Linked DNA regions of Mus musculus: all the other regions are linked to region 4. A link is a loop called in an ENCODE intact Hi-C map of the cell type or tissue named here. Cell type or tissue: heart. All regions are shown on one strand.

Region 1 (5,000 bases), 1.3 Mb before region 4:
ACCACTCTGGAAATCAGTCTGGCGGTTCCTCAGAAAATTGGACATAGTACTACCGGAGGATCCAGCAATACCTCTCCTGGGCATATATCCAGAAGAAGCCCCAACTGGTAAGAAGGACACATGCTCCACTATGTTCATAGCAGCCTTATTTATAATAGCCAGAAACTGGAAAGAACCCAGATGCCCCTCAACAGAGGAATGGATACAGAAAATGTGGTACATCTACACAATGGAGTACTACTCAGCTATTAAAAAGAATGAATTTATGAAATTCCTAGCCAAATGGATGGACCTGGAGAGCATCATCCTGAGTGAGGTAACACAATCACAAAGGAACTCACACAATATGTACTCACTGATAAGTGGATACTAGCCCAAAACCTAGGATACCCACGATATAAGATACAATTTCCTAAACACATGAAACTCAAGAAAAATGAAGACTGAAGTGTGGACACTATGCCCCTCCTTAGAAGTGGGAACAAAACACCCATGGAAGGAGTTACAGAAACAAAGTTTGGAGCTGAGATGAAAGGATGGACCATGTAGAGACTGCCATATCCAGGGATCCACCCCATAATCAGCATCCAAACGCTGACACCATTGCATATACTAGCAAGATTTTATCGAAAGGACCCAGATGTAGCTGTCTCTTGTGAGACTATGCCGGGGCCTAGCAAACACAGAAGTGGATGCTCACAGTCAGCTAATGGATGGATCACAGGGCTCCCAATGGAGGAGCTAGAGAAAGTACCCAAGGAGCTAAAGGGATCTTCAACCCTATAGGTGGAACAACATTATGAACTAACCAGTACCCCTGAGCTCTTGACTCTAGCTGCATATGTATCAAAAGATGGCCTAGTCGGCCATCACTGGAAAGAGAGGCCCATTGGACACGCAGACTTTGTGTGCCCCGGTACAGGGGAACGCCAGGGCCAAAGGGGGGGAGTGGGTGGGTAGGGGAGTGGGGGTGGGTGGGTAAGGGGGACTTTTGTTATAGCATTGGAAATGTAAATGAGCTAAATACCTAATAAAAAATGGAAAAAAAAAAAAAACCCCAGTGCCAATAGACAACTTCCCAATTGAAACTCCATTTTCTTTCTTTCTTTCTTTCTTTCTTTCTTTCTTTCTTTCTTTCTTTCTTTCTTTCTTTCTTTCTTTCTTCCTTCCTTCCTTCCTTCCTTCCTTCCTTTCTCTCTCTCTCTCTCTCTCTCTCTTATTTTCTCTCTCTCTCTCTTTCTTTCTTTCCCTTTTTTCTTTTTTTCTTTCTTTTTTTTGGATAGGCAGGGTTATATTTCAGGACATTTCTCTGGTTCACACTACACTTCCTTTATTCAAAATTAAGCGTGATAGTTGGGGTTAAGGCAAGGGCTCGGCCTGGATACAGGTTGTGTAAAGGTTCAGAGGGCTCGCTTTGTGGCTCAGAGGCAGAGCAATAGCCTCACATGCATGGCACCCTAGTCCAATCTCCACTGCAGCAAATTAGGAAGCTTTAGATATACTCTGTAATTAATGTAGAACTGTAATCTACGTCTGACACTTCAGATACAGATGATGTCATCTATACCTGAGTCAGCTCATGAAATCTAAGACTCTGGATGATGTAAGAATTAATTAATAAAAAATGGGAGTATAGGGAAGGTTCCCTTTTTATGTTAAAATCCTAATGAGTAAAATTAGAGTAAAAAATGACAGCATTAGGTTACTATTTTGCAACTGTTACTTCATTGAGGTTTCAAGCAAAAACATCAGCTTTGCAAACTCGAACATTGTTACTCCATGAATCCCTTATTAATTAGAAGAGAATTCACAGCAGCTTTCTAAGATGGAATCTTGGTGGTCAGGACCACTGTAACCAAACACTCAATATAACCAGTGCCATGACAAGCCTTTGTCATGTGCCTTTTGCTATGATTTGAATATATATATATATATATATATATATATATATATATATATTCTTCAGCATATAATCCTATATGTGGGATTACTGTTCAAGTATATCTCATAACCATAGCAGACAAACTCAAACTAGGGAACAGTGTACAAAAGAATATTTCTGCTTTCATGGTAAGCCTGATTAAATCAAAGGTCTTCTAGACAGGTGCACTACCAAAGATTACCACTAGATGTCACCATGGTCCTGCAGTTTGTTCAGTTTTCCAACTGCCTTTGTGGGTGCATCCGTTGTTCTTGGATTCTTAAAGCAGATACATTTAAGCAATTCTAACACACACAGACTTGGAAAGACCTACAAATTAAGTAAGGTTAGAGGTAATGGAGGTGGAGAACGAAGTTTTAGATTAAGTTTGTGTCTACCATTTCATACTGTGGACTGGGTGATTCCTGCTGACCCCCAGGCCCTGGTTTCCTTATGTGTAAAATGATTAGGGTAAGCTTTAAGGTAGGGATTAGGGTAGCCTTTAAGCTGATATTTTCTGATTGAAAGTGTTTCAGTGTTCTTACGAGAAATTTTTCTCTGGACCACTCTGGACCCATTACTGTTTACTCTGTCAGCCTGCCCCTCCCTCTGCCCCACACCCCCTTATTTTTTTTTAAATTAGATATTTTCTTTATTTAAATTTCAAATGTTATCCCCTTTCCTGGTTTCCTCTCCCAAAACATCCTCTCCCCCTCCCCCCTCCCCCTGCTCACCAACCCACCCACTCCTGCTTCCTGGCCCTGGCATTCCCCTATACTGGGGCATAGAGCCTTTACAGGACCAAGGGCCTATCCTCCCATTGATGACCGACCAGGCCATCCTCTGCTACATATGCAACTAGGGCCATGAGTCCCACCATGTGTTTTCTTTGATTGGTGGTTTAATCCCAGGGAGCTCTGGGGGTACTGGTTAATTCATATTGTTGCTCCTTCTATGAGGCTGCAAAACACTTCAGCTCCTTGGGTACTTTCTCAAGCTCCTTCATTGAGGACCCTGTGCTCCGTCCAATGGATGACTGTGAGCATCCACTTCTGTATTTGTCAGGCACTGGCAAAGCCTCACAGCAGACAGCTATATCAGGCTCCTATCAGCAAGCTCTTGTTGGCTTCCACAATAGTGTCTGGGTTTGGTGATTGTATATGGGATGGACCTCCAGGCCCACACCCCCTTATTTATCTCATTTGTGTTTATCTCTGTTTATGTAAATGGAAGTAAAGAGATCTCAATAATGTTACAATCACAAATGTAAACCTTTTCCCTTGCATAAGTAGAAGGTACCCAGAGGGAATAACTTAGAGACTGTAGATATGATCCAGTGGATCAGCCAGGCAAGAGGACTGGCTGCCAGTAATTCCAGAACCCGGGACGTAAAGATCCCCTTGGCAAGTTGGCTAGTGAGACTAGCCAGAATTGGAGACCTTTAGGGTTAAAGAGAGACCCTGCCTCCGTAAGTAAGGGGGGATTGATTGAAGAAGACATTTGCCTTCAACTCTGGACTACCACATTCATGCGCACACACATGCACACATGCACCACCATACATGTGCAGCCACACATATGTGACCATGAAAATATAAACACATACTGGCTCCACACATATGTATAAATACACACCCCTCCATATATATATTAGAGTGGGGTAATTAAATCTGACCTAGGTACTATGTGCTGAAGGTCAGGGCCTGGCACTTGCTGTGTTTTTGTCCTGTGTTTAGAGTTACAGAGTATTAAAGAATACTTACAGACAGACTAACCCTGAGACTTTCCTTAGGCAGATGGCAAGAAAGTGGAGACTGAAGATCTTTCTCTTAGGACAGTTCAGGATCACTGAATACTGTAGCCACAAGACAGATCACAGCGCTGCATACACCAATCACAGTGCTGCATACTCTGATTAGCGTTCTATGTGCTGATGGCAGTGTGTTATTCACTGATCACAATACTTCATGTATTCATTACAGCGCTTTATACTCCAATCACAGTGCTTCATACATTGATCACAGCATGCCACATGCTTATCTCAGAGCTTATACACCATCGCAGACCACATCAAGGCTTCACTGAATTGTCCTTCCCAGTTCTCTTGTCTTCCTCCTTCCCTCCCCCTCCTTCCTCACCTAACTCCTTTTTTTCCTCCCCTCCACTCCTTCTTTCCTCCATAATTTTCAGTGTTTTTGGTATATATGGGAAGATGTGATTAGAAGCAGTACATTATTAATCATGTCCCTCCATCTCTACTCAATCCATATTTTGCTTTAGTTTGGTATCCGTCTTGGTGTTGTGTTGCTTTGATTTCCTTTCATGGTTATGGTGATGTGTGTTTGTCATCCGTCTTCTGCTATTTAAAGTGCCCACTCCTCTGTCTACACAGAAGATATATAGCCCTCGCTGTCAGTGTCAAGCAATTATACGCCACCAAATGGCCTGTGATTTGGCATCTCCTCCTGATAAAGGCTTACGACAGATAGGACGAAGCAGAGGTCAGGAGTTCCGCTGAGTACAACCTGAGGAGATTCTTCAAATTGCTTGACTTTCATTCGAGTCCCCCAGGACACCATCAGAAAACTGGTCCCCCTCGATTCTGGTTGCAAAGCTTTTCTTCTTGAGTCTTCAGAGAGATTCTGAGTGAAGGTTTGGGAGGCCGAGCCACCGAATTGCACTCTTAACCCCCAACATCGGCTCAGCCCTTTCCAGCCTTGAGTAATTGGTTATAGTTACTCATTTGCTGGCCACAATTAGCATAGCAAATTATTGGAGCAGAGACAATTTCTTAGCTACCCCAGGTTACTAAATAATTTAAAGAGGGGGAAGACAATGGATTCCCATCAAATATGCTGTGTTTTCTTTATGCCATTAAGAAACACCATTCTAAGGTAAGAAATGTGATACAGCAATGATTTTCTGGTTTTATAAAAGTGACTTTTTAAAACCCGTATTCTCTCCCAGCCCGATGGGTTTAGCAAAGCTGAGAGGAGGGTCTTCCTGTTCAACAAAACAGCATGTTTTCCCTCTAGCTAGAGATATAAAGAAATGGGGGCTTCTTTGCAGAAGAAATTTT
Region 2 (5,000 bases), 340 kb before region 4:
TATTCATGTGTATGTGGGGAAGGGGGTACATGTCGGGAACAGAGAACATGTAGGCCAGAAGTCAACCTCAGGGGATGTTTCTCAGGAGCCATCCACCTTGGGTTTGGGGATAAGATCTCTTGGCTTGGTACAGAGAGCAAGGTGGGCTGGCTAACCAGTGATTCCCAAGAATCTGCCAGTCTCTACCTCCCTGTGCTGAGCTAAGTGTGCACTAAGTATCTTCAACACCAGTTGTTTTTTTGTTTGTTTTTTTGTTTTTTGTTTTTTTTTAAGAGCGGTCTGGGAATTGAACGTTGTAGCCTTGCGCTTAGGTACCAAGCATTTGACTGACTGAGCTGTCTCTCAACCCCACAAAATGCAAAGTTTATAGATCACTTACCAAAGGCTCAAAGCAGCAAACAGACATGTGCTAGTTTACATGGTAGCGTGATAAAAAAAAATAATAATAAAATAAAATAAAAAACAAAGAAACCTCAGAACCGAACTGTGGCCACCAGACTCCAAGGACCTGTCCTTTCACCTCCACCCTAGGATGCCTTTGACCATGTCTCTCCTCTTACTCTACCCGACATCTGTCTCGAAGCAGCTTCAAACGGACCGCATCCTGATGCAATTCTTAGCCTGCAAGAGGAACGGATGCGTCTGGACTCAAAGCACCATGAACTGAACAGGGATAGCCCTCTGTCAGACAGCAGGCCCAGCAGGTAGCTAGCCTCCATCCCCGGCTGGCCGCCAACAAGAAGGCAGCTCTGGGCAAGCCCACAAAGCAGGCCAGTGTGATCTGCTCTGTGTGGCCCTGATGACTCCACCATTTGCTTAAAAGCCATGCTGTGTTTCCTAGACAATGGCTATACTCCAAGACACACATTCCGGTTTTTAAGGCTCTAATGTAAACATTCTATAAACAGCTCTTTCCCTATGCCTTTGCCCTCCCCATGAAGGCTTTTAACATATTGTTTCTGCTCACTTTTTTTTTCTCCCTTTCTAAATTCAGCTCTGCTCTCTTGCTCCCTTGCTTCTCCTTCCCTTTCTGCTTCAATGTCTCCTTGCCCATCTCCTGACTAACTTCTTCTGCAACATCCTCACTGCTGTGGCTGTGCTCCTTTGAGGAACCTTGTCTTGTCGGGGGGGGGGGGGGGGGTTCTGCAGTTCCCAGCCGTTTCTCGCTCTCTGTTTTCTTGTTTGCCCAGCAGAGCTGTCCTCCTCTGCTGGGTCTGTGTCTCCGCTTTCATGTTTACTGGAAAAGCTTCACTCCACTTCTCACCTCTTCCTGCCCCCCACCGCCTTCCCATCCAGCACCAGTGTGCCCTCATCTCTCCACTGCCCTTTCTTTCTGGATGCCTGGTCCTCCTTGTGTGATCCTTCCTTTCCCACACCCTTCACCCCCATTCTTGGTCCTCTCCTCCCTTATCCCTCTCTCTCCTCTTGCTGCCATTATGTCCCCTCCTGGTTTACACACTCCCTCTTTATCATTGTTTCCACTCCTTCTGGCTACTGATACCATAAAGGGGGTTGCAAACTCTATCCCTGGCTGCATGTGCACACCAGGAGCCTGCCTGGCAGCCTAGCATCAAAATTGCACAGAAAACTGGATCTTGGTGCCTATGTGTAGTAGCTTGGCCTTGGATAGATCTCAGTTAGAGGGCTTCAGTGTAAAGCTGGAGCCCCAGGCATCCAACTCAGGAGGCAAGATGCAGAGAGAACTGTTTCTATTTTCCAGGGCCTTTGGTCAAGTTAAGGCCACAGACCAGTTGAGGTTTCAAGGAGACCTAAATGTCATCACCTCTACCCCTTTCCTCTTCTCTGTCTCTGTCTCTCTCTTTCTCTCTCTGTCTGTCTCTCTGTATGTCTCTCTCTCTGTCTCTCCATCTCTCTGCCTCTCTCTCTCCTCCTCTCTCTGCCCCCCACTCTGTGTGTGTGTGTGTGTGTGTGTGTGTGTGTGTGTGTGTGTGTGTGTGTATGTGTGTGTGTGTGTCTTATGTATGTACTTCTCATTTTGTCTCACTTTTGTCCAGGATACAAAGGCCTTGTAACTTATCAGATTTAGCATACAACATTACCACACTACAAAATAAAATAGAAAAGATAGAAAAGAGAGTAAGAGGCACCCCGGCAGAAGGAGTTGGTGCTGCAGGGCAAAGGCTGGCCTTGCCCAGTTGTTCTGCCTTCCCCAGGCTCCAAGTCAAGCAGGACTGACTATGCCTTTCCTTAGAGTACAGCGCCATCTAGCAGATGAAATGCCAAACCTGTAGCTGAAGGCCTGGAAGCAAGTCTCCACAGATTCAGGCCAGTCAAACCGCAACTGGTCTGAAATAGCAATGTAGCCCTCTGGCCTTGTTTGATATTTCGGTCCATTTTCAACTCTCTGTTTTTCCTGAGCCTCACTCCTGAATTCCTCCAGTATGGTCTTCATTCCTAGAAAAGGCAGCAAAGTTCCAGGTGAGCTGGCAGACTTTGCCTGAAGCTAGGAAGCCCTGGGTGGCATTTTCCAAAGCAAAATAAAACGGAATTTCCTGAAGACGAGGTAATCTTCGTTCCTCATTTCTTTTTCTGTTGTTTCTTCTTTCATCCTTCTGTGAAGACCTGACTTTCAATCACCTCCACAAAGTTACTGTTTCTACATACCATTTATACTCTGTCATTTACTTTTAACTACAAACCCCAGTAGGTTGTCAGTAGCTGTCTATAATCTTTGCCAAAACGTGTGCTGAGGCATCTATAGTCAAATCCATACAGGTTCAGGTAGAGAGCTGTGAAGAGCCACCAATGTCTACGAGGAATATGGGTATGTAGGGTGGCAATGAGACTGTCCCATGTCTGTCCTCAAAGAATTGGGGCATAAGTAATGTAAATATCTCAACATTGCAGAAAAAATGTCCCAGGGCCACACATCTGAAAGCAAGCCATGTCATCTCTCAGTCCTCTCTAGCCTTTCATTTCAGGGGAGGCAAACTAAGGTCAGAGGAGGTCATGCCTAACCTAAGATCACTCACGTTCTTGTGGCATCAAGACGAGACTCCAGCTTGGTACCCTATCATTTCTGGTCCCTCTAACACCTTCCTAATTACACCCAACAGAGAAAGAAGCTCTCCTATTGACCATGCAGGATACCTCTGACCTCCATTATCACAGTGCAAGTGAGAGTCAGCCATTAAAAAAAAAAAAAAGAGTCCAGCTCAAAGCTGAAGGTTCTACCAACTCCATGGCTGCTCACGGTGCATTAGAAGAGCCTGAGGCTACATCTAAGCCTGTCCAGGGGAAACATTACCATCAATTCATGGTGTTCACCATCACTATAGACACAGAATGAGAGTCAATAAAACAACATTCTATGCTTGCTTAGTCTCTTCCAGCCCTGATACTTTGCAGTGTGTGCCTTGAGCAGAAGTCATGAGTTTCTTTCTTGAACTTGAACCAGAAATTTGGGGTTAGGGATACATAGCAGTAATCCTATGACCCACAGATAGTTTTGTACAACCATAGGCTCCCCGTCTCAGTTATAGATGGGCCCGTAGTTCAAGTCCACTGTGGTTCCCAGTGGCATGTACGTCTATTGCTGCTCCCAATTCCAGAGATATCCTATAAAATTCCAAGTCCTAGCTGATCCCTGGTAATATCCACTCCCTTGGCATAAGCAGCAGGCAAGGAGTATTCATAGGAAAGTTGCTCTTGACAACTGCAGATAAGGGAATATACCAAAACAGCCTGGGATGGGTTAACTACGAGTGAAGAAGACACTCTTCAATGTTCTCCATCATGTCAACCCTAGTGTATGGCTGATCCACAGGGCAGCTCTGAATAGACACATTTAACAAACCTGGACATTTCTTCAACAGAGGCAATGAGCCTTCGCCAGGCTCTCCCAACTCAGCTTGCAAATTCCCAGAGTTCTCCTGTTCTTGCCGCTCTTACTGCACAGACCTGCCATGGGAGAACATCTGAGAGTATAAAATTATGAACCAGAGAATCAAACTCTAATAAAATGGGATAAGGGAAAGAGAGCACTAGCTAAGAACTCGCAGATCCACTTTTTAGCTCTCTAGCCTCAGATAAGTTACTTCTGTCCTCCCAGATTTGGTGTTCTTGTGATAAAAGAAAGGACTATAGTAGCATCTACCTCATAGAACTTTTATAAGGTTAAATGAGATTAGAATCATGAAGCTGTTGTTAATATTGTTAATCCATGTCAATTTCTGGCGTATAATGACTCTGATCTGGTTGGATATAAGAACACACATGGCTCATTACAGGTTCACAGTCAATCATGGTTCAGTTACAATATGATACTACCAAGTGTTAGTTAAATAAGGCGTATGTCCAAAATTCAAAGAAAAGAAGATGAATTTGGAAAGTAGTTCCCTTTATAGACTTAAAAACTTGATCAAGACCTTGAAGAAAAGTAAGATGTCAACACAAGTCTTTATTATGGGATCAGACCACATTGAGGTGGAGCAACATCTCATATGTGTTGACCATGGGCTACACCTGCAGCTGAGAAACTCCTTCGACTGGTTTTTAAAGCAGATCTCCTGAGTCCAGGAATGGGCAAGCCACTCAGCCTGCAGATCTGATATGACCCTCCTTTTTTTCAGCTATTAGATGACATTGACTTCCAGGAAGAGTCTCTGCGAGGCTTGAAGCTCCAAGTAAGAGCTATGCAAAAGCCTGGGGAAATTAAAAGATCTATTCAAATAATAACACTAGAAACAGCAATCTCTCCTGGGCCTTGCACTATGTATAATCCCTGAGTTCCAGGCTTAGCATCATGCTATCACAGCTGTCATTATAACTGCCATTTCACAGATGAGGAGCCATACTCAGAAGAGAGTGGATTTGCTCACACAAACCACAATGGGTAGACGTCAGAGCCAATAACGATGTGCAAGTGAAGGTCAGAGGCAGCCCACATTGTCCTGCTCACATATTCGAGAGCTGCATTCTAATTTTCCCAAGGTTTAGCTAACCGCCTCACTGCTCAGATACAAAACTGAGGCACCAAA
Region 3 (5,000 bases), 340 kb before region 4:
AAGGAATTTGACATCCTCTTTTGCCCTCCAGAGACAGACAGACAGACAGACAGACACACACACACAGCATGCACATACATACATGTTAAAAAATATATAAAAAAAGAATATATATATATAAACATTTTTTAAGTAAACAAGAGAAAGATGTTGTGAACACTCTCTCAGATAAGGTTGTGATAAAGCCTTCTGCACTTTAGGATTTTGAGAAAAAATAAAAAAGCCAGCCTCAGCCCCAGCCCCACCCCCAGGAGAGGGAGAGAAAAGGGGATCCAAACTCTAAGCTGCTGAAAAAGTGGGTGTGAAGCCAGGCCTTCACAAATGCTGCTGCTGACAACTTCATCCCTAGAAGACAGATGAGCAAAGGGAGAACAAGCCAAAAGAGCATGAGATCCCTGGTAAACCTGGCAGGACTCGAGACAAAGCCCCTTCCAGGAATACTGTGGGCATATACTTTCTCAGCTGCACTGTGGGCCAGTGAGAAGAGAAGACTTGGAACGCTGACCACATCCCCACCCTCTCCTTGATAAGTGTCCTAAAAGGACTACTGCCCTTTGCCTAAGTAAGCACCAAGGGTTTGAAATGATCCCAAGGATAGTGGAAGAGCCTGCCCTTCCTTTAATCGGAGATATGAGGATTTTAAACAATTACATTGCAAAGGAAGATGATCTATCTGCACAAACAAAGCTGTTCCCCAAGTAGTGATACAACTTGAGTTTTTATTTGGTTCCTCTTATGGGTCGTTCTATTCCATTTTCATGATAGGACAAATGAGCAGTTGAAAACTTGCTTTTAAAATCCATAACAGAGGCACAAAGGCATTTCTCTTCTCAAAAGGCAGGATGAAAAACCAGTTGCATTATACTGAGCAGCCATTAGCTATGGATAGAACTAGTCGCACAGGCTGTGATTTGAGTTACATAATGAAGACCCTTGACCTGCATCCTCCAGTCTGCTAAGGGCCAAGGCAAACACATCCTTCTGCGGACACCTTCTTCAAACACTACAGCTGATAAGAATTGTTCCCTCTGTCATCTCCATAGTACACTCTGGAGATTACACAACACATCAGCTCTGTGGTTACTGTCTTGTGTGAAGAGCTCGTCTTCTCTGAGATAATGCTTTGTCATCACTGAAGAGATTCTGGGCCTCTTTGAAAATTCACCCTGAGGTACAAATATCTATCCTAAGTGAAAACTAGCACACGTATTATGATGTAGCACTCAAGTTTTAAAAACTCATGGCACAACTTAGACCTGCTAAAGAAATAAATCAGGTTAAGTGTCAAGTCCATTCTTTGTAGATTTGGAGAATTTGCAAGGCATCTCAACCAGCATGCCATGGAGGTTAAAATGATAATTGGCAAATTATTGTTCATCACCTGCAGACATGGACATCCCAGCCAACCCAGACAAGGAATGCAAACACCAGAGCCCCTGCTGTGGAAAATAAAGGGGTTCTGTCTGGAGATGGGTTTGGTGGCTGAACAAAAGATCTTGCAAGCATGACTTCCTTTAGATATAAGAATTTGTGCTTCTATCCTTGCTGCCCAAAAAACTAGAAAAATACCATTCATTTGTTGTTTGTACATGGTGTACATAATGAATATGGGTCTACATACTGGTATATGTCTATGTGTGTCCCCAGAGGCCTAAGGAGTCCTTCAAGAATGTTCTCCTTATTCATTGAGGCAGTCTCTCAGATGAACCCAGAGCCCTATTATAAAGAGTCTAGCTAACCAGGATACTCCTGGGATCCCATTTCTGCTTGCCAAACATTGGAATTACAGGTGGTCTGCCATACCTATCAGCACTTATATGGATGCTAAGGAATCAAATTCTTATCCTCACATTAGTGTGGTAACCACTTGGTCCATTGAGCCAAATTCCCAGGCCCAAGATAAAGAGATGTCTAAAGGATGAGTGATAGCATTGGTACAATAATAACTAATAATCACTTATATAATTTGAAAAGTAAATGATCCTGTATATTTTCCTATGCATCATTTCTGGTCCTCCAAGACTATCCAGTGCAATGGAGACTATCTTCATTCTATAGCTCGGGACATTGAGACTCCGAATGTCAAGTAGCTTGCCCACATCATACTCCCTGTCAAAGACTAGTGCTGGCATCCTAAAATTTTGTTCCTCTAGCAGTCTTTCTGCTGACCTCAGACTGCCATCTAAGCAATTGCAGAGTCACATATTAAGTGTCTTCTCTGTTGCAGATGTCAGCACACTCTGAGTTTAGCCTCTATCTGGGACATGCTCCCGAGTCTGTCTGCATCAAGCTAGAAAAGCTAAACTGCTCAGCAAATATCATCTGCCACAAGCTTCTAGCTGCCAGGAAAAAAAAAAAAAGAAGAAGAAGCTAAATCTGGCCTCGGACTGCCAAGAGGACTTTCTCAGGTCAACCAGCAGCCCCAGATGCCCCGCCTCCTTCTAGCGTTGGCCCCAGAACTTTCTGGACCACACTTCCCCACAGCAAGCAAGGCACCCAATATGGCAGAAGGACCTGGAACATCCAATATGCACAGAGAACACTTTGATGACTGAAAGAAAGGCAGCAAGGCTAGAAAGTGAGGTAAAAGGACCTGTGTGAGCAGGGACCTCTGCCCTGAGGGAAATGAGGTAGCTCAGCAGCATGCATTCTGCATGGCCTCTAAAAGCAGAAGTGGCGTGCGAGCATGAAGGCTTTGCCCTCCCGGTTTTCAGTCTCTATCAGAAGTCAAGGCAACTGTTCCCACCGCCCACATGCAAGTTCGATGGAAAGAATGAATAGTGCTATAGCGGCTAAAGGAGTAAATGAGGCTGTGGAATGTTCACTCCTAGACAGCTTTCAAGTAGACAACTATCAAATTGCTTAAGGACGAATAACCTTGCTGGTAGAAAAAGGCAACCCAGCTGACCTCTACCCCTGGCTTCCCTTCTCAATCTAAAATGAGGTTGCCACCTGGCATAGTGATAATTTGTTATGTCTGTATAAACTCTAAAGCTTTCCTAATCCTTCAGTGAAGACAGGATTACCTTGGACAATCCTGGAAAGTAGTTTAGGAAGAAAATAACAGTCTCATGTTCAGGTGTAAAGAAAGTCAAGATCCTACCACCAGTAAAAGACCAGGAAAGGGTTTGTATTGTGACCTTGGGGATTTTACAGGACAATGCTTTTTCCTACCCAGCCATAGAGACTCATGCAACTTCCCATTAATTCTCCACAGCCCAATTCCCAAGGTCTGAATCTTTGCCCCAGGCATCTGGGTTTCTGAAAAAGCCCCAGGGAAGCCCGTACACAGACACTCAGGCCAAGACAGTCACTAGGGACAAATCACACTCACACCCCATATCTAGCAGGAGCTGCCTGCAGATAAGGAAGAAGATAATGTGTATTATAGCAAACTTCCTGGGTTTGTGCTTGGACAACCATTCTCTCTGAGTCCCTTTATGTCCCCAGCCAATAATAAGTCCTGTTTTCCTGCCTTTTTGCCTTCTTTCTGTTCTACCGTCCTCCTGATCTTATCGCTTCTTCTCCTTCGATCAAGCCCGGCCTCGACTCTCCCTTTGCACTTTCAGAGCAAAGCAGCTAGTCACTGTGATAATAGGTGAGAGCTAGAAGCCTTTTGCACTACAAGATCTCTTGTTATCAAGGGGTAAATTACACAAAGTGAAGAGCATTCTCTTGTGCTTGTCTGGATTCCAGTCCACAGCAACTTGGTGGGAAGTTTCTAGCAGAAGATCTTTCTTTGTAGCATGGGCATATCCAGTGATTGGCCTAGCAGGAGCTGTGCTAGGTAGATGCCTAGATATCCAGCCTGAATCCTCCAGCACTTGATGCCTGGTGCAGAGCTCTCCTGATGGCTATTAGAGGTAGGGTATACCTCTCAACTCAAACTATGTGGTATACTGACCCCCATAAGGAACAATGTTTTTATGCCCACAGGGCAGTGCAGAGCTGGCACGCTGGTGTCATGGATCTGTGTCATCCAAATCCAAGATTTTTTGCGAGTGGGAAGAGGAGACACTGGGAAGAAAATAAGTTGCCCCCAAATCAGAGAATTGGGATCTTGAAGACAAATGCTACTTCACAGTGTTCTAGGAATTTCCTGTCAACATGAATCCCTGAACTGTCATTTTACACACACACAACCACCACCACCCCACGACTACCATCACCACCACCATCACCATCATCTTCAACAACACCATCATCCTCCTCATAACTCAACAAAAGAACTGCTCTATCAACTAACTGCCTTTTATTGGTGACAGAAATGGGTTCCTGCGATCCTGTCACTTGCTGTGCTTTCTAAGCAAGCCATTCTCTCCCTGCCCTGTCCATCTGAACTTAACATCACACAATAAATGAAAGCAGAGAAGACAACAGAGAAGGCAGCAGTGCACCTGGCTGTGAACCCTGGCCATCTCCTCCATAATCTATAGCCATGAGTTCATTAAGTAACTTGCCTTTCCCTTAACTGTGCAGTGGGTTGTGTTTTGTTTTGGTTTTGGTTTTGGTTTATGTTGGGATGGTTGGTTTTGCTTGCAATGGATTCTGAATGTTTGCTTGGTCTTATGAGAAAGGCTCTCATTAGCCCTGGATGACCACATACTCACTAGTAGCCAAGGGTAACCTCGAACTTCTGAAAAGATCCTTAGGATTTAGTATGTCACAAGGGCTTGATGCACTTTTTAGCCATGTCTAAAGCTCCAGCTTAGGGTTTGTAGTTCGGCTTTGTTTTCCTTGTTTCCCCTGCAAACCCTTGGTGTCACACTGAGACAGTTGGGCCTTGATTTCTGATTCTGGAAAGAAAATAACCCCTTCAGCCGTCACAAGAAGTACAACTGCCTTTGACTGTGAATTCCTATCACCTGAGTTCTGAGACTCTCACCTCAAGGAGGTCCCCTCACGCCCCTCTCTGTGTCTGCTTCTTAAGTCAAATTATGACTAGAGCCTCTTTCAATCACAGCTTTGATTTCAGACTAGCCAGAAAGCTATGGGGCCCT
Region 4 (5,000 bases):
AGCAGTTTTATTGAAGAAGGAAAAAAAAAGCTTTAAAACAGCATTCTCATGAAAGTATTAGGTTTTTGCTGTCCTGGTAACAGCATATGATCCTTCTGTGGATGTCCTTTATACCCAACGGTATGTTTTAATGGCTCCTTTTGTTTCTCAGTTAAGGAAATGAGGAAATTCTTAAACTTCTGGATCTCTGCCATCTCTCCTAAACACTCACCGCCCCAACACACAGGCCTTCAGCTACGAGCCTTTAAAGGGCTCTCATTTGACCCTCGGGCCTTTGTAGCTTGAACAAGGAAAGCAGTGTTCCAAGAGCCCTAGCATTGCTGAATGCTCTGGTGAAAATATTTCATGGACATGGAGTACAGGCGCCTTCATCTTATAGTGGAGATCTCTGTGACAAAATGCAAGGGTGGATTATAACCCTGTTTGGTGTGGTTCATCTTCCCAGCTACGTTTGAATGCTTTTAGCTGCCCACAACCATGCAGTCTTTAGCCACCAGAATAAACAAAAGTGTCAGATCCATCATTTTGTATTATCTTAAATTGTAGATCTGGTTTTGGCTGGCTTGCCTTCATTTTGTTTCCATTGTTGATAAAAATTAAGGAGAAGAGCAACACCATTATTTATATATAAATTGTTGTCAACAGAATCATCTCTGGAATATTAGGAAAATTCATTAAAAGTCTTCAAGAGCCCCAAAAGTTGTGGGTTCCTAAGGAAATAACTTTTAGTTATATTATCGCATTAGTTGTGCAGTTGGAGGGGGTGTCCCTGGCATTCAGGGGACACTTTTCTTGGTAGAGTCCTGTTGTGGGTGTCGGTGTAGGAGCTGCACTGTTTGTTCTGTGACCTGACCAACTGTCTATATGTGACTGTCTCAGTGCTGATGTGGATCTGTTTGTCAGTGACTTAACTAAGCTAAACTCCTTGAAGGAACGAATGGCAGCAGACAAGGTCTAAAAGCGCTGAGCCTTGATCCTTCCGTATTTAGAAAACAACTTTTGATGACTTTTAAAAAGCCACATAGCAAAAGAAGGGAGGATATATGAGTAGTAGCTATCTAAATCTGATTTTATTCACTCATTTATTAGTTTTGATTTTGTGTTGCTGTGTTCATCTGTTAGAACACACATTCAGTAGTAATGGGAACTATATACATCAGATGAACTCACATTTTTATGGCTTTTCTTCCTTCAGATCCCATACACATGGCTGTTTAAAAAAAAAAAATCAAGTGTTTTGCTGTCTTGTGTCTTACCCTTTGAAAGCGTTCTTTCTTGCTATAGGATGGCTCTCAGTTATTAACTGAGCATCACCTGTCTGTCAGGCAGGAGAGCAGCACCAGTTTCTATGCTGTCTTTTGAGGTGTACAGAGCCTCTTCCCAGTCTACAGTTGAAACCAAGGTTAAAACAAAACTGCTTCATGAAATGGGGTTGGAATCAGGTTTTCTGTCTCCCATGTTCTTGTCAAAAAACTAGAAGTCTCAAGGAAAAGTTAAATATCATTTCCCAGTAAAATATTATGTAGCCAGTGAAGGTGTGAGGTTTACAATAACTAATAATTAAGTTTTTGTTAGAGAAAAACACTGATACAGAAGGAAATGTTGGTAATAGTTTTAAACAGTTGTAGAATATTCTCTTTGTGTTATGTCTTTTTTAAATGTCACACAGAATTGTCCACTGTAATTTAGTGTAAGAGAACAGAATTCCTATAAACACAAACCCGACCTCTTGTAAAGCACGGGCAGAGAGAAGGTGAACATCCTGGCTCTGTGATAGACTTGAGCGTGTCCGTTTGTCTTTGAGATCAGACCATGTCTCCTGGACTTGGGCCAGGGCTGATGACATTCCTCTGCATTCTTGAAAGCTAAATTCTTAAGATAACTTAAGTGTGTAATGTCGTGTCTTTGGAGTAGCCTGTGAGCAGAGCTGCCCCCCACTCCATAGATGTGGCTCATTAAGACATACGTTAGTATCATTTAGTTTTCATGTGTTGCTCAGTTTTGATGCTAATCTTTATGTATCTATATGTGTGTGTGTGCACATGCACATGTGCATTTTCCCTCTGCAGCACCAATGTGGTTATGAATTACTCAGAGATTGAGTCTAAGGTTCGAGAAGCAACGAATGATGATCCCTGGGGACCTTCTGGGCAGCTCATGGGAGAGATTGCCAAGTAAGTGGTAATTTGACTCAACAGTACAGAAAGAATCAAAGTGTCTTTACACAGAAAGTGAAGTTTGCTTTCAGTTTTAACCTGTTTAACTATCAGCCATATGTTCTGCATAATCCATTTTGATTAGTGTGGAGAGTTTTATATAGGTTCCATTCCCATTAAAAATTAGCTTTTAATGATGCGTCAGCCAAGACTTAATAGCTTTCCTTGCAAATTTTGAAGAACACGTATAAAATATTTGAAGTAAAAAAAAATCACACACTTTTTTCTTGGTGACAATGTGGGGCACTGAGGCCATGAAGAAAAAGCTTGCAGGATGGCACCGTGATTCCTCATGATGTGCTGTGTGTTGTGAAGAATAAGAGGAAGTGTGTTTTAGGAGGAGTGTCATTAAAATTTGATTTCGGCTTATTTTTTTTCTAAGCTGTTTGGGTAGTCCAAAGAACCTAGAGCAAGGCTGCCATCTATTGTCAGATTTATGCTACTACAGATGCTTAAGGAAACTCCTCTCTTTCAGGGCTACCTTTATGTATGAGCAGTTCCCAGAACTCATGAACATGCTTTGGTCCCGGATGCTAAAAGACAACAAAAAGAACTGGAGAAGAGTTTATAAGGTATGGTGGAAGCCTACAAGAGCGAGTGTTGACATGACTGTAGTCCACTAAGTTTCTAGACTTTTCCGAGACACACACTGTTTTCCAGTCATAAACAGCCCTTCATAGTACAGAGTGTGTTCAGACTTATGTTCTTCTAAATATTGAAGATTTTTATTGTTTCTTAAATTTTTTCCTACTAAATCTGTTGAGGTGTTTTGAGTATTTAATCTCTACTCATATGCAAGTTTGCTACTTGACTGTTTAAAATTAAAAACCAGTCTCATGTTTGTCACCTCTGTAAACAGCTTTGTTTAATTTGTGGTTGGGTGATAGCACCATTCCGCTCAGCGAAGTCTATAAGCTGGGACTGGCACTGAGAGTGAGGTGTGCAGACTTCTGGCTTCACCTGTGTGTGGACTTTTCCTCGGATTCATCTCATTTTGATTCTGTATTTCTAAAGCAAGGTGATGGTCTTCCTAGTTAATCATGTTTTCCTGCTTCTCAAAACATGCTGTACGCCAAAAGGATTCACTCTCACACGTAGCAGACCACAGCAGTGTTCACATTTGCAACGTGACATTTTGACTCTCAGAATTAAAAACCTGTTTTAACTAGAATTTTGTTGTTACTGTTACTGTTGTTGAGTGTCTGAGTGTAATGTGCCACTGTATGTGTGTTTGGAAGTATAGGGAGGCCAGAGCTTTGCTCCTGTGTCTTCCTCAGGCATTCCATTTTATGAGCAGAGTCTCACTGAACTCAGAGCTTTCTGATCCAGCTAGCTTGCTTGGGATCCCTGTCTCCTCAGAGTAGAATTACAGGTGGCAGCCAGGCCTGCCCAGCTTTTTATGTGGGTGATGGGGATCCAAGCTTCTATACCAGTGTTTGCATGGTAAGTACTTTATCCACTAAGCCGTCTCTTCAGCCCTCCCCCCTGTTCTAATTTGGTGAGGGTGCTGGGGAGAACAAAGTCTCTCTTTGTAGCCCTGGCTAGCCCAACTAAGTATATAGACTATGTCTTAAACTACTAGAAATCTGTCTGCCTCTGTCCCCCAACTATTAGGATTAAAGGCATGTGGCACCATGTCCAGCAAATTTTGTGATTTTTATGATGTTTGTTTCCTAAAATATTCTCTGAGATTTCTATAAATTGTATAATTTTTCTAAAATGGGGGCTTTTAAAGATTATTGTACTTTTTCAAAAGATTAGGAAATCTGAGTAAAATGGCTACAGGGCAACACTCTCAACATTTAGGTGGCTGAGGCTGGAGGATTACCGTGAGCTAGAGGCCATCCAGAGAGGCATGATGAAACCCTGTTTCGAAACCAACCCCCCCAGATTACTTACTATTAAGTGTGAGTTTGTGCCCTCAGGGTCACCACCCTGCACAGACCTGAAATCATAGTGAAATGAAGTTTTAGGTGAAAAAGCAGAGGAGTGTTTCCTGCTGCGTCACCAGCTTGTGAAGAGCCCTGCTGCCTAATGCCAGCCCGGCCATCATTGCTAGGTGCCTCTGACTCAGCATCTAGCATGCCCACTTAGTTAGCATCCCTTGGCTTAACAATTTTGCAAAGTTTTCCTTCTGTTGAAATCTTTTGAAACCTCATTAGCATCAGAATTGGGTTTTCTCACAGGACACTGCTACAGGGTCCTACAGGGTCTTGTAAAGACAAAAGGATCCTCCCATGTCCCTAGTACTTAGGGGAGTGGCTCCAGAAGGCCAACAGCGAGAGCCAGGCCACTCCTGGAAATCCCATGATTTGTTTGACTAGTGTTAGACTTCAGAATTACTAGTTACTTTAAATCTTAAAGTAGCCATTGCCTAGGTAGTTTGTAATTATTTTCTGTACTAGGAACGTGAGGATGAAGTTCGGACTGTCTTTCGGTCAAACAGAAAGGAGAGGGCACACTCCTCACCACCAGCATCGAGTAATGTTGGAGTTTGTGTTTGTGTGTAACTGTGTACCACTGCTCTTCCAGAGCTTATTCCATTCAGTCATTTGGTGCTTTATATTTCCACAGTCGTTGCTGCTCCTAGCTTACCTCATAAGAAATGGATCGGAGCGAGTTGTTACAAGTGCCAGAGAACACATTTATGATTTGCGATCCCTGGAAAATTACCACTTTGTAGGTGAGCAATAGAAAACCCTCATAAGCAAATTAAAACAGTAGTTGGAGTTGTCAGTCACCTGAACCAGCTTGGAAGCTTCTCTGCTCTAATTAGCATGTGAC
Region 5 (5,000 bases), 210 kb before region 4:
CCATTTCTGCCCTTTGGACTACGTATTTATCAAAGGAGCACTTTGGCACTGGTTATTATAAAATTAAAATATCAATCAGCTCTTTTAAAATGGTGAAAATGTTCTAAGTCTTGTAGTAGCAAATATTCAGCCAAGATCTAATTCTCCTCTATGTAATTTAATTCTCTATGAAATTTAATTCTCTAGAGAGAAAGCTCAGAGGTGAGAGTGTATACTCTGCTTTTATAGAGGACATGAGTTCAGTTCCCAGTGCCCACCTCAGGCTGCTCACCGAGTGTAGCTCCTGGAAATCCAATGCCTCTGAGCTCCATAGCACTGTACTCAGCGCATGTATATGTGTGTTCATGCATACACACATACACACTTAAAAATAAGTATTTAAAAATTAGTAAAACCATGAATAATAAAAAGCCCTATTTATTTTCACTAGGGTGCAAATTTGCTTTGAACTTTAACGGGGAAATTGTGTAGTAAATAAATGCTTTAAGACTAATTTCTTCATGACTTGTTATCAGTCAGTGTTTGATTCATAGACCTATTTCTGATACCTGGAGATCTATTAAAATGTCTTGACCAACAAAGGGGGGTGGGGGGCTACAAGCTGATCAAGGTTGGGAAGCAACCTAAAGAAATAAGTAAGCCAGGCAGTGGTGGCCCACGCCTTTAATCCCAGCACTTGGGAGGCAGAGACAGGCAGATTTCTGAGTTTGAGGCCAGCCTGGTCTACAGAGTGAGTTCTAGGACAGCCAAAGAGCTATACAGAGAAACCCTGTCTCGAAAAACCAAAAAAGAAAAAAGAAAAGAGAAGAGAAGAGAAGAGAAGAGAAGAGAAGAGAAGAGAAGAGAAGAGAAGAGAAGAGAGACGGACAGAACACCTGGGACTTGCCTTTCCACCGTGTATCCAAGCTGCAATTTCAGAGTTACTTTGTAGCAGGTGGGCATCTGGTGAATATTTGCTAATGAATGAATTCTACTACACCCCTACACACTAAGTTTCAGTTTCATACTGACATTATCTATTTTTTTTTCTCCGAAAGCATCTGTTTTCCTAGCTTGGGTTCTATTGTTGTGCTAAGCACCATGACCACAAGCAATCAGCAAAGGGTTTATTTCTGCTTATGGATCCCAGGCCGTAGTCCACTGAAGACAGCCATGGCAAGAACTCAAGAGAGGAATGTAAAGACAGCAACTGAAGCAAAAGCCACGGAAGAACATTGCCTACTTGCTTGCTCTCCACAACTTGCTAGACCTGCTTTCTTATACAGCCCAGGACCATGAGTCCAGGGGTGTCGTCAGCCACAATGAGCTGGGCCCTCTCATGCCAATCAGGAATCAAGAAAATGTTCTATAGAGACTTGCCGTAGTCAATCTAATAAGACCTTTTTGTGTCTAGTTAACAACAACAACAAAAGCCAACCAGGATATCAATGAGGCCCAACAACAACTGTCTCTGAAATCTGCTTTCTGGGCTGGAGAGACGGATCATCATTTAAAGGGCATGACTCGCAAAAGGTCCCAGATCAGCTCTCAGCACCCAGGTCAGGTGACTCACAAGCACCTGCAACTGCAGCACCTAGGGACCTGAGATCACTAGCCTCTTCAGGAATCTGTACTCACATGTAGTGCGCACGAGCACACATACACACACAATTTAATTAAAAATAAAATATTATTTTTAAATCTACCTTCTAGCAACACACACACACACACACACACACACACACACACCAAAACTAGGACAATGAGCCCAAAACCAATGTAAGATTACTTCCAAGAAAACCAACTGTTCCCCGGTTGCACATTGGCTGTGGATGTTGCTGTTTCTCTCCCCTTTACTCTCTATTCAGGAAGCTATTTCAGGTGACACCATTATCATCTATGGAATTCAATAAAGCGACCTGCTCCCCCCTCCTGCCCCACCTTTACTTTCTACAATCCATCTTACAGCGGGAGACCATTATCCACTCAAACAACGTTCAGTTTCATCTGCATTACCACTTCAAGAAAACGCGCAAAGGACTCACACAAATGGGCGTGTAGTAAATTTAGTCTGTTAATAGGTTCATTCTTTATTAGGTATTTATTTCGGGAGGCGAAGTCCTAATTAGATCAAGTGGAAGCACTAAAAAGCTGTGGGAACCCACAGAGATTCTAGAATTCGATGGATTTGGTGTAGGTCTCGGGTTTTCTTTTTATTTTCTTTCTTCAGTTGGCTGGAGAAATGCACGCAGCAATTTCAGGCCCTCAGATGAGAGTTGGAAGTGAAAAAAACAAAAAAACAAAAAAACAACAAAAAAAAATACGTAAGGACCATTTGTGTGAAGAAATAGCATTTGTCTTTCTTCTAAAGTTATCGTGGGCCTGGAATCCAGGGGAAAGTAGCTCCGGAGCCAAGGGTGAGCGCAATTTACTGCGGCAGAGGAATCTAACAAAGGCGGTGGTCTAGATGTTTGGCCTGAAGGCACAATTCAATTTTCAGCTGTTGCAAAGCTATTATGTCAAAGGCTGTTTGCATAAACATAATGTTGTTGCCTGGGTAATATCAGCCAGGCAGGAGTGGAAACATCTGCCCTCTACTGCCCAAAGTAGGAATAGCAGCCTGACTCCCTCACCACCTCAAATTGCTGATATATATTAAGTATATAGACACATAGCCCCGAAATGGCGGACCATCGCCGGAACTTTCTGAAATTTTTCCCCTGCTGGCTTTCAAACCGGAAATGGTTATTTGGTTTTGTTTCAGTGGACTGAGGATGTGAGGAGCTGGATGACGATGTGGGAATCTGTAAGAAAGCCATTTCCTTTCTGAGAGTTTGTAAAAACAATCCCCTCACGCTCTCATCTGCCCACCCACACATACACATATGTGTTTTTTTATCATCACATTGATATTTAATATGTTTCTACTGTAGGAAGGAAAAATAGGCAGTGACTCACAGAGGGGAAAAAAATCAATACATTTCAGTCAGAATAGGCTAGAAATATCACCATTTAAAAAGAAGTTTAATGTTTATGAGAGCCAGAGTGGAACAGGATGTCTTCTCAGTTTCACACAGAAATGTCCGTGTTTCCTCGGGCTTCGCCTCTCTTTGTCCTCTTCTGGGGGTGAGGATTGGGGGGCGGGAACCTTGGCTAAGTGGCGCAGTCAACATTTTACACTCTTAGAGAAGAGTGTGTAATGCTTGGATGTTCGTCCCAAACACAGATGGGGCTTGGTGAGACATGACAAGGCCACTCTGGTCAAGGGTTTTCAGATGGGATGCTGCTGGAGGAGTGGGGCCCCAGACCAAGAGGAAGGGCAAGGGCAAGCAGGAGGAAGAGGTGTTGAGAGAACACTCGTGTGAAGCCAGCACGTCACATCGGTCCAGAAACAGGTGTGGAGGAGAGCACACAGCCAGTGACATTAATCCCAATTGCCAAGAGCCAATCCCCAGGTGGACCCTAACTTCTTTATCCTGAGGTGTGTCTAAAGGCTTTATCCCCAAATGTCCAAAGTTGGCTCACTATTGGACACAAGTTATACCCTGGTATCTAGTAAGGTCATTGCATAAAAACTGAACAGCTGGGGCTAGGGAAGTAGAGTCAGTCAGTAAAGTACTTACCGTGCAAACATGAAGACCTGAGGTCAGATCTCCAGAACCCATATGAAAACCTGGGTACAGCAGCCCATACCTGTAACCCAAGCAGTGCACTCAGTGAGATTCAGGTTCAAGGTAAGAACCTGTCCCAAAAATAAGGTGGAGAACAATTGAAGAAAACATGCACACACATGCACAAATACACACAGAGAGAGAGACAGACACATTACAAATAGAATATTATGTTTACCCTGTAAATAGAAGTAGAATATACATTCTGCCTGGAGTGTGCAGGCAGAATTTACAACATAATGGATTCATGGGTCAGTGAAAGAGATCATTGTCCATCAGATAAGGCAGTCCAGCTAACTCAAAAACAGATTCCTTTCAAATGTTAGGGGCTGGAGAGGTTCACATTAGGCAGAGGTCATATACTTTTTATGTTTTACAAGCAGAGGAAGAGTTAAGCGTCACTCAACAATGTATGACTTGCCAGTGATGGCTTGGATCCTTAGCAGATAACACGTTTACGTTCCGTGACAAAGCAAGTTTGGGTTCAAATCTTAGAAGTTCTAGTGGCCACCTGTGTGACACTGTGACTTCATCTTGCTGTGCTTGGACGTCTACCCTGTGGGGTCACTTGAGAGGATTAGGCAAGAAAACCCAGTATATCTGAGGCACTTTAAACAGTGCCTGGAGTTGAGTGAATGACCTATAAGTGCTGAATGAAATCCACATTGAGTACCCACAATACAAAGAAGAGGCTCAGGTGGCTCCATGTGTACCATCCATCGCAGCTTGAAGATGAATCATGCACCTATCTCCTTCTAGGTGTTTGAGACCAGAACGTTTCTCAGAGGCTCTAGTCTAGCAAAGCGTAAGCTAAATCTGTACATCTGCTGGCGTTTATTAGCAAAGCCTTGGTATTAGGATTCTGCAGAACTCCACTGTGTGGGAAAAGATAAATAGATTGCAGAAGGCAAAGGCTTCTCTGGTTTCTTCCCACATTCCCAGTGGTTTGGCTCACCCACCCACACAGGAACAGAAATCCAGGGCTTTGGTGACCTCACGTCTTCTCAGTTAGTATATTAAAGGATGGAAAGGAAGGATGGAATGGTAATTAGGGAGATGACATTTGGAGTCAGGAAAAATTGGACTTAAATTCCGCCTCCACCCTTTCCTTACATATGATACTGGCTGAGAAGGTTAGACTTTCTAGCCTTCTTTTTTTTATTATTGATAAATGGACTATATGATATTGTTTTCCTACCATCTCCTATGTTGGAAGAATAAAATAAGATAATAAAAATGTTCATAATGTAATAGAACTACAAGGACTGAAGATGGAATTCAGTGGTACAGTATTTGTGTATCATATGCAAGGCCTTGTGTCCAATGCCCAAAACCAATAAATACACAAAT

Evidence for each region. Peaks named below come from ENCODE experiments on the same cell type or tissue, not always from the same donor. Only the 100,000 strongest peaks of a DNase experiment are listed, where the experiment ranks them.
Region 1: a loop joins it to region 4, with 5 times the contacts of the local background. A loop is called at or near these places in 16 of 42 quality-filtered maps.
Region 2: it touches region 4 in a loop (2.9-fold over the local background); 12 of 42 quality-filtered maps call a loop at or near these places.
Region 3: it touches region 4 in a loop (3-fold over the local background); 13 of 42 quality-filtered maps call a loop at or near these places.
Region 5: it touches region 4 in a loop (4-fold over the local background); 11 of 42 quality-filtered maps call a loop at or near these places.

Annotation. Positions count from the first base shown.
Region 1 is chr11:44,584,089-44,589,088 of GRCm38, forward strand. 4930597A21Rik (RIKEN cDNA 4930597A21 gene) reads left to right here and starts at 2,229. Exons shown (of 4, transcript NR_126460.1): 1 at 2,229-2,262; 2 at 3,214-3,389. In heart, a CTCF peak has its summit at 2,129 (motif pointing right); no DNase peak of the experiment used is centred here.
Region 2 is chr11:45,537,427-45,542,426 of GRCm38, forward strand. No RefSeq gene overlaps it. Among named protein-coding and RNA genes, the nearest start is that of Gm22284, 99 kb to the right of the region's middle. In heart, a CTCF peak has its summit at 2,233; a DNase peak (open chromatin) is centred at 2,225; H3K27ac peaks cover 542 bases.
Region 3 is chr11:45,543,745-45,548,744 of GRCm38, forward strand. No RefSeq gene overlaps it. Among named protein-coding and RNA genes, the nearest start is that of Gm22284, 93 kb to the right of the region's middle. In heart, no CTCF peak of the experiment used is centred here; DNase peaks (open chromatin) are centred at 2,337, 2,627 and 3,317.
Region 4 is chr11:45,881,641-45,886,640 of GRCm38, forward strand. It overlaps Clint1 (clathrin interactor 1), which reads left to right. Exons shown (of 12, transcript NM_001045520.4): 2 at 2,070-2,174; 3 at 2,692-2,788; 4 at 4,791-4,899. Among named protein-coding and RNA genes, the nearest start is that of Clint1, 32 kb to the left of the region's middle. In heart, a CTCF peak has its summit at 2,649 (motif pointing left); no DNase peak of the experiment used is centred here; H3K4me3 peaks cover 390 bases; H3K27ac peaks cover 228 bases.
Region 5 is chr11:45,676,311-45,681,310 of GRCm38, forward strand. All of the region lies in intron 3 of Gm39816 (a long non-coding RNA gene), which reads right to left. Among named protein-coding and RNA genes, the nearest start is that of Gm35282, 25 kb to the right of the region's middle. In heart, a CTCF peak has its summit at 2,581 (motif pointing left); a DNase peak (open chromatin) is centred at 2,591; H3K27ac peaks cover 496 bases.